Regions from separate parts of the Homo sapiens genome. Here region 1 is linked to region 2. Evidence: read pairs that join two places in POLR2A ChIA-PET (ENCODE). Cell type or tissue: PC-9. All regions are shown on one strand. Each heading gives the region's core, and the rest is flanking DNA. Links, peaks and the distances in the headings are about the cores only.

The links. ChIA-PET counts read pairs that join two places held together with the same protein. Peaks named below come from ENCODE experiments on the same cell type or tissue, not always from the same donor. Only the 100,000 strongest peaks of a DNase experiment are listed, where the experiment ranks them.
Region 1: POLR2A ChIA-PET joins it to region 2 with 5 read pairs; 1 of 35 experiments calls an interaction of 5 or more read pairs at or near these places.

Annotation. Positions count from the first base shown.
Region 1 is chrX:10,619,273-10,622,187 of GRCh38, reverse strand. MID1 (midline 1) reads left to right here and starts at 1,603. Exons shown (of 10, transcript NM_000381.4): 1 at 1,603-1,898. It overlaps LOC124905245 (a long non-coding RNA gene), which reads right to left and starts at 2,487. Exons shown (of 2, transcript XR_007068391.1): 1 at 2,348-2,487; 2 at 1-2,041. In PC-9, for the core only: no CTCF peak of the experiment used is centred there; a DNase peak (open chromatin) is centred at 1,597; H3K4me3 peaks cover 1,635 bases; H3K27ac peaks cover 1,632 bases.
Region 2 is chrX:11,749,092-11,752,006 of GRCh38, reverse strand. It overlaps MSL3-DT (MSL3 divergent transcript), which reads left to right. Exons shown (of 2, transcript XR_007068393.1): 2 at 1-1,554. Among named protein-coding and RNA genes, the nearest start is that of MSL3-DT, 7.5 kb to the left of the region's middle. In PC-9, for the core only: no CTCF peak of the experiment used is centred there; a DNase peak (open chromatin) is centred at 1,766.

The DNA.
Region 1 (2,915 bases), core at 226-2,725, 1.1 Mb after region 2:
TCAGAGTCCTTTGTCAGTGGGATAAAATGCTGATTCTCAGGCTCCTCAGCAAACCTACTGAATCAGATTATTTTGGTGCAGGGGCCTGGAGATTTGCATTTTTAACAATCTCCCCAGAGGTTTCCTTGCACCCTCAAGTTTAAGAACCACCCTTTCAAAGCGTGATTTCATCACCCAGGAGACATTTGGTAATGTCTGGAGACATTATTGGTCATCACGATTGTGGGGGTGCTACTGGCATCTAGTGTGCAGAATCCAGGGATGCTGCTACACATCTTACAGTGCACAGGACAGCCCTCACGACAAAGAATTATCCTGCCCAAAATGTCAATAGTGCTGAGATTGAGAAATCCTGAACTCCATCATATGAAGGGCTCTCAAGGAAAAGTACAAGAAGTGGACTGAAGTCAGTTTGTGTCACTAGGTGGCTCCTTAGGCTACTCAGGCAGGGGGCTAGCGTTATGGGCTTCCAGGCCCAGTTATCGGACCACCAAATTTTCACAGAACTGGGCAGAGCTCACATGTATTGAACCCATGCAGCTGACACTCCTGAAGCCACCAATGCATTATTTGCTAAGTAATTTTTTTTCCTCTGATACCAACACATTTAAAATCTTTATTGAATTATCGTCACAAAATTGCGGTCATTTCTTGGGGGAAAATATGCCATTAGTTCTACACAAAGTACTCTTTGCTCAACTTGCACTTTCTTGAAATCCAGAAGGTAGATTTACATTAAAATCATGTTGGCTAAGAGTTGAAAAAAGTTATTGCTTATATGGAGTTAAGAAAGCAAACTTTGGAAATTTTTTTTGGTCTGAGTTTGTTTCTAAGAAGCCAACTACTTCTCCAGCTCTCCTGCAATCCTGCCAAGGTGATGTCCAGCTTGTCCCTGTTAATAAGTTCAACAGATCAACCCTGTAGGGAAGCCAAACCATAGAGAAAGGTGGATGCACTAAATTTTTTTTTTTCTGAACAAAATGTCAGTGTGTATTGTTCTATGACAATAGTGTTATTTGAAATTATGCCTCGGGCCTTCAGTAGGTAAAGATTCTTGTTCATTTGCTGCATTTCAAAAAAATTGTGTGCACGTTCCCATTAAGATTTATTTTTCTTAAATTGAATATACAGTTAATCTATATGCAGATGAGGTAGGTAACACCCTCCTTTCTGGATTGTTCGTTTTAGTTAAGGTGTTACTCATAACAATTTGGTTTCCTTTCCAGTCTTTTGCAAAAGTAGGGCTTCAGTGCAAGATATCCTTTTAAAAATACCCTTGGGTCCTGAGTGTTGAACTTTTCTGGCTGAAATAATTTTGCACCTTCCAAATGTTTTAATGCTGTTAGGGAGCTCTTAAAATGCAAGGATTTAAGGCCCTTAGCTAGTTAAGCTTTTAGCAGAACTAGAGCTGTTAGATAAGAATAGAACTCATCCTTTACTTTTGGAGCTTTGGACATTGTTTCCAGCTGCTTCCAGTCATTTGAATCCCGAAAGCGCCCCTAATCCTCGCGGAGGCAGCCTTTCTGGCTCCCAGGACCCACCCCCTTGCTTCTGATTGGCGAAGCTCCTCCGCGGCCCAAGCCAGCCACCTACAACGTCTCTGAGAACTGATTTGAAATAAGAGCCAGGCGGTCCTCGCTTCCCTGCGACCGACTTTTCATAGGCTGGGGGAGAAAAGGTTGAGAAACTTGACATTGTCTCGAGCAGAGTGCGTGTAGCAACAGATCAAAGAAAAAGAGGACGAAAACGTGCTCTTTGCTGCCCGTAGATTTCGCCGGGTTGCTTTTGTCTTGCGGGCTCCTGTCGGGTTCGGTGTTTCCGCTCTGAAGACTGCGACGCGGGCTCCGATGCAGCTCGCTCCCTGCCGGATGGGTCATGGGATTCTAAACATGAGGCAGGTAAGCTCAGGCGGTTGCGCTGGCGGCGGAGGGGGCGGGCGCCGCCCGGGACCCCTGCGACGTGTTACTGCGGAGAGCTTGCTGGGTTAGCAGGCGCCTGGCCGTAGTCGATGCGTTTGGCGGAAAGACGGGGCTGCATTTTCCTAAGACAACCAAAGAAGCACATTTTACCTGAGCCACCCCGGTCTGGTCCTCGCCACCCGCCCCCACTTTTGCCTCTAATTGTGGTTGATGTCAGGCAGTCGTTGTAAAGGGCTTACAAGCAGTTTGTAGAATATATGTAAATCAATTCCAGTTTGCGGCCGCTGGAATGTATCGTGCAGGATGTATCTCGAGCTTTTAGTGCCTCTACCCTATGCTTTGGGCTAGAATAAAGACAGCTGAATGTCCTGAAAAAGAATTTCACGGGGCCTCTTATCTCATTTTGGTTTCGCATTCTGAGCACTTACTGTGTTTCTGGCGGAGAAGGCGGAACCAGCTTGAAATGAGCACAGACAGTCCTTCCAGAAAAATGCAAATTTGTTTTTCTGTTCTAGCAGTTTGGAAACTGTATTGCTTCTGGACGTGAGAAGGCAGCCCTGAAAGTAGTGAGCGGAGAAAGGGCTGGGGGATTACTTAAATGAGTCTTTGAAAAGAATTCTAAACCAACAGCTTCTTCTGTGGCTCTGGGGCATGATGATAAAATTCCTTATCAGTCCAGGAAGAGGTTTATAGCTTTGCTGTTAAGCAAGAAAAGGAAAGAAAAAGTGGATGTAGGAAGCCAAGGAGAGGGTGTGATTTACAACTCAATCAAAGTTATGGAAGAATTTTATGTCAATATTTAAATATCAAGAACAATACTCATATAAGGAGAAAACAAGGCTGGAAAAACATGCCAATAGGCTTGGAAGGGCAGGGATTTCAAGAGGAATGCTATTGCTTTTACCAGCTCTGAATAAATCTGGATGGGAAAGTTAGCATCTGTATCGCAACCGGAAAAGCTCTTCACTTTTTCTTCTAAGTGGGTTGGGTGCTCGC
Region 2 (2,915 bases), core at 246-2,745:
AATTTGGCAGAAGAATTTTAAAAGGAAGATTGAATGTCTTACTCACCTGAAATTTGCTTTACTTAAGACTCACATGATGTTTCTGAGTAAAACAACTGTCCTTGACTAATTTCATATAAAAATGATGATGTATTATGAACAATAAAATTACTATTAATTGTACATTATGAACTGTTGTTGAACCATGACAGGGGAACAAAATACACATAAATTGCAAATTTTGCTGTTGAAATATATTCTGGAAATTATTAGTTTCTTGGTCATATTTCAGTGAGTGACTCTTAAAAACAGTATTCTCTGTTTTTATCATATTTGAAAAGCGGCTTTGTCACCCTTGTAATTAATTTTTGTTAAGTTTTTGAAGAAAGAGTGGTAAAAAGAATCAGGCTACATTGAGTATTTATTATTAGCTTTCAGTTCTCCCAGGAACCATGGCTAGATACAGCTTCCTCTTTACTCAAATCTGTAATTAATGTTCACAAGATATCATACTGACATTGTTTTTTGTTTTGTTTGGGGGGGCAGTTTTTGTTTGTTTGCTCTTTTAGAGACAAGTGTTGCTATGTTGCCTAGGCTGCAGTGCAGTGGCTATTCACAGATACAATCATAGTGCACTACAGCCTCAAACTCCTGGCCTCAAGCCATCCTCCCACTTCAGCCTCCTGAGTAGCAGGGACTACAGGCACTTGCCACCTCACCTGGCTGACATTGTTTTTTAAAACAGAATCTCATGAGGAAATTACCATATGAGTCCATGACTAATGGATCATGAAAATATTAGCTCAATTATCAAATTAAAAATTATTGACCTAAATTATCCTTCATTCTACTTGGATTATATGTAGTAAAACCTAAACTAAAAATGGTAATTTTTAGATCAAAAGGTAACTGAAAATGATTTTCATATTTTAGTTTCCAGAGATTAATAATTTACTACAAAGATGACTTTAAAACCTTAAAAATTCTAAGAATATACAGTGACTTTTTTTATCTCACCCCAATCTTATTAAGATGATTGTCTCCAATGACAATCATCATTCAAAGTGATGACTCTGAGGTATTGTCACTTCTTTTTTTCATGCTACCCAAAGTACTGGATTCTCATCGTCATCGTGTGAATTGTGTTGTAGTGACTATATTTAGTCTGTCCTGTTAGATTTGCCATCTTCTTTATTCTGGTAGCAGATCTTTTCTTCTGACCACAAGTTGGGCAGATGGCCCAGGCGTGATCCAAGGCAATATCTCATCTCCTCACCAAGGTGATTGGGCAAAAAGGCACCTTGGTGCGATACAAGGCCAATGAGAATTATTCCATGTTCTTGCTACTTGGACACAGGGGGAAAGCAACTCAAGTGGAAAGAAAGCAGTTTATTGTTCAGGTAGGTTTCTGTCACTTGCAACCAAGAGTTCTAATGAATAGAACCTTCTGAATACCTCAAGGTGTAGCCAATATTTTATGTAGTGGTTTTCAGGAAAGCAGGAAAGTGAACCAAATTATTTTAGACATGTTTTTAACAAGGCTTGAAATAAAAGTTTCTCAAGATTTGTACCAAATCTAATTTTTCGTTTTGTTGATATCCAATAAAGTTTAATAATGAAAAAAATAAATGTTAGCTATAATGAGTGTTCTAATCCCATCTCAGGTTTGCAAATAGTTTCCTGAAAGTGGTAAACAATGAGCCTGGCTTGGGTGTACTGTTCCATACACGTTGGTATGTCGCAGTAGTAGAAAGAATGGTGAAAGACCAGTTCTCAGACAGGAACAGTAAGATTGCAAAAGAGGCTGAAGTGTGAAAATAATTCTGCTTTTCTTCACTCAGTACATGATCTCACTGTATTGGAGTAAAATGGTGACTAGTGGATCTGATTCGCAGTCACTTTGCTTTCCTGGAGGAAAGCCAGCAGTTAAACCTAGGGAGATTGCATGGACAAGGTATAAATTACTGAGAACTGTATAAACATGTTACTGAAAAGAGGTTGCACTCTTTTGTTAATTTGGACTTTCATTAATTGGACTCTGCATTAATTAATGCAAGAGGTAATGAGACCTGCAACCTTATTTTCTTAACAGTCGTGCTTCCCCACAGTCCCATCTCAACCCCGCTGATGGGGCATGTGTAACCTGCAAAATGATGACTCCCCATACCTACGTCTCTTCTCTAGTCTTCAAGTATCAGAGTGCTATCCTGTAATCATATGCTAGCCTCATATCTAGGGAATACCCAATGTATCTAAATGCAACAAGTCCAAAATGCAACTCATCACCTTTCTTCCTAAGCCTCCTGCTGTGTCTCAGTTGATGTTAGTGGCTATATCACCATCCATCCTATTGTTCAAGCTGTATATCTATCTGGATACTGCCTATTCATTTTTCTCCCTCACCCCTAACATTCAATCAGTTCTACTCCCTAAGTAGCCCTGAAAATGTGTAGTCATTCTAGACAACCGCTTTCTCTCAACCCTCTCGGTAATCCCTAACCAGGTCCTATCACATAAGTAGCTTTCTAGCTCATTAATCTTTTATTACATCTCTACTACTGCCACTCTGGTGTGAGCCACTGTCACCTCTCCTGCATCAGTGCGGAAACCTTCTAACTGGATACCTTGTATCCAACTGGACTCTGTAGCATCTTTTTGTCACATGGACTCTGTAGCATCTTTTTTTCACAGTGTGGGTAGGATGAACCATTGTAATATGTAAATCTATCATGATACTAACTGCACTGCTTTTAGTCTCCCAGGGACTTCTCTTTGCTATTAGAAAGAAATGGCATGGCTCACTAGGCAAAGTATAGTCTTGACATGGCCTTTCTCATGCCACTGTCTTCCTCTCTTGCCCTACACCACCCACACTGATCTTGTCCCAGTTCCTTTAACACCTTATCCAGAATGTTCTTCCTCTGCTCCTTTGCCTG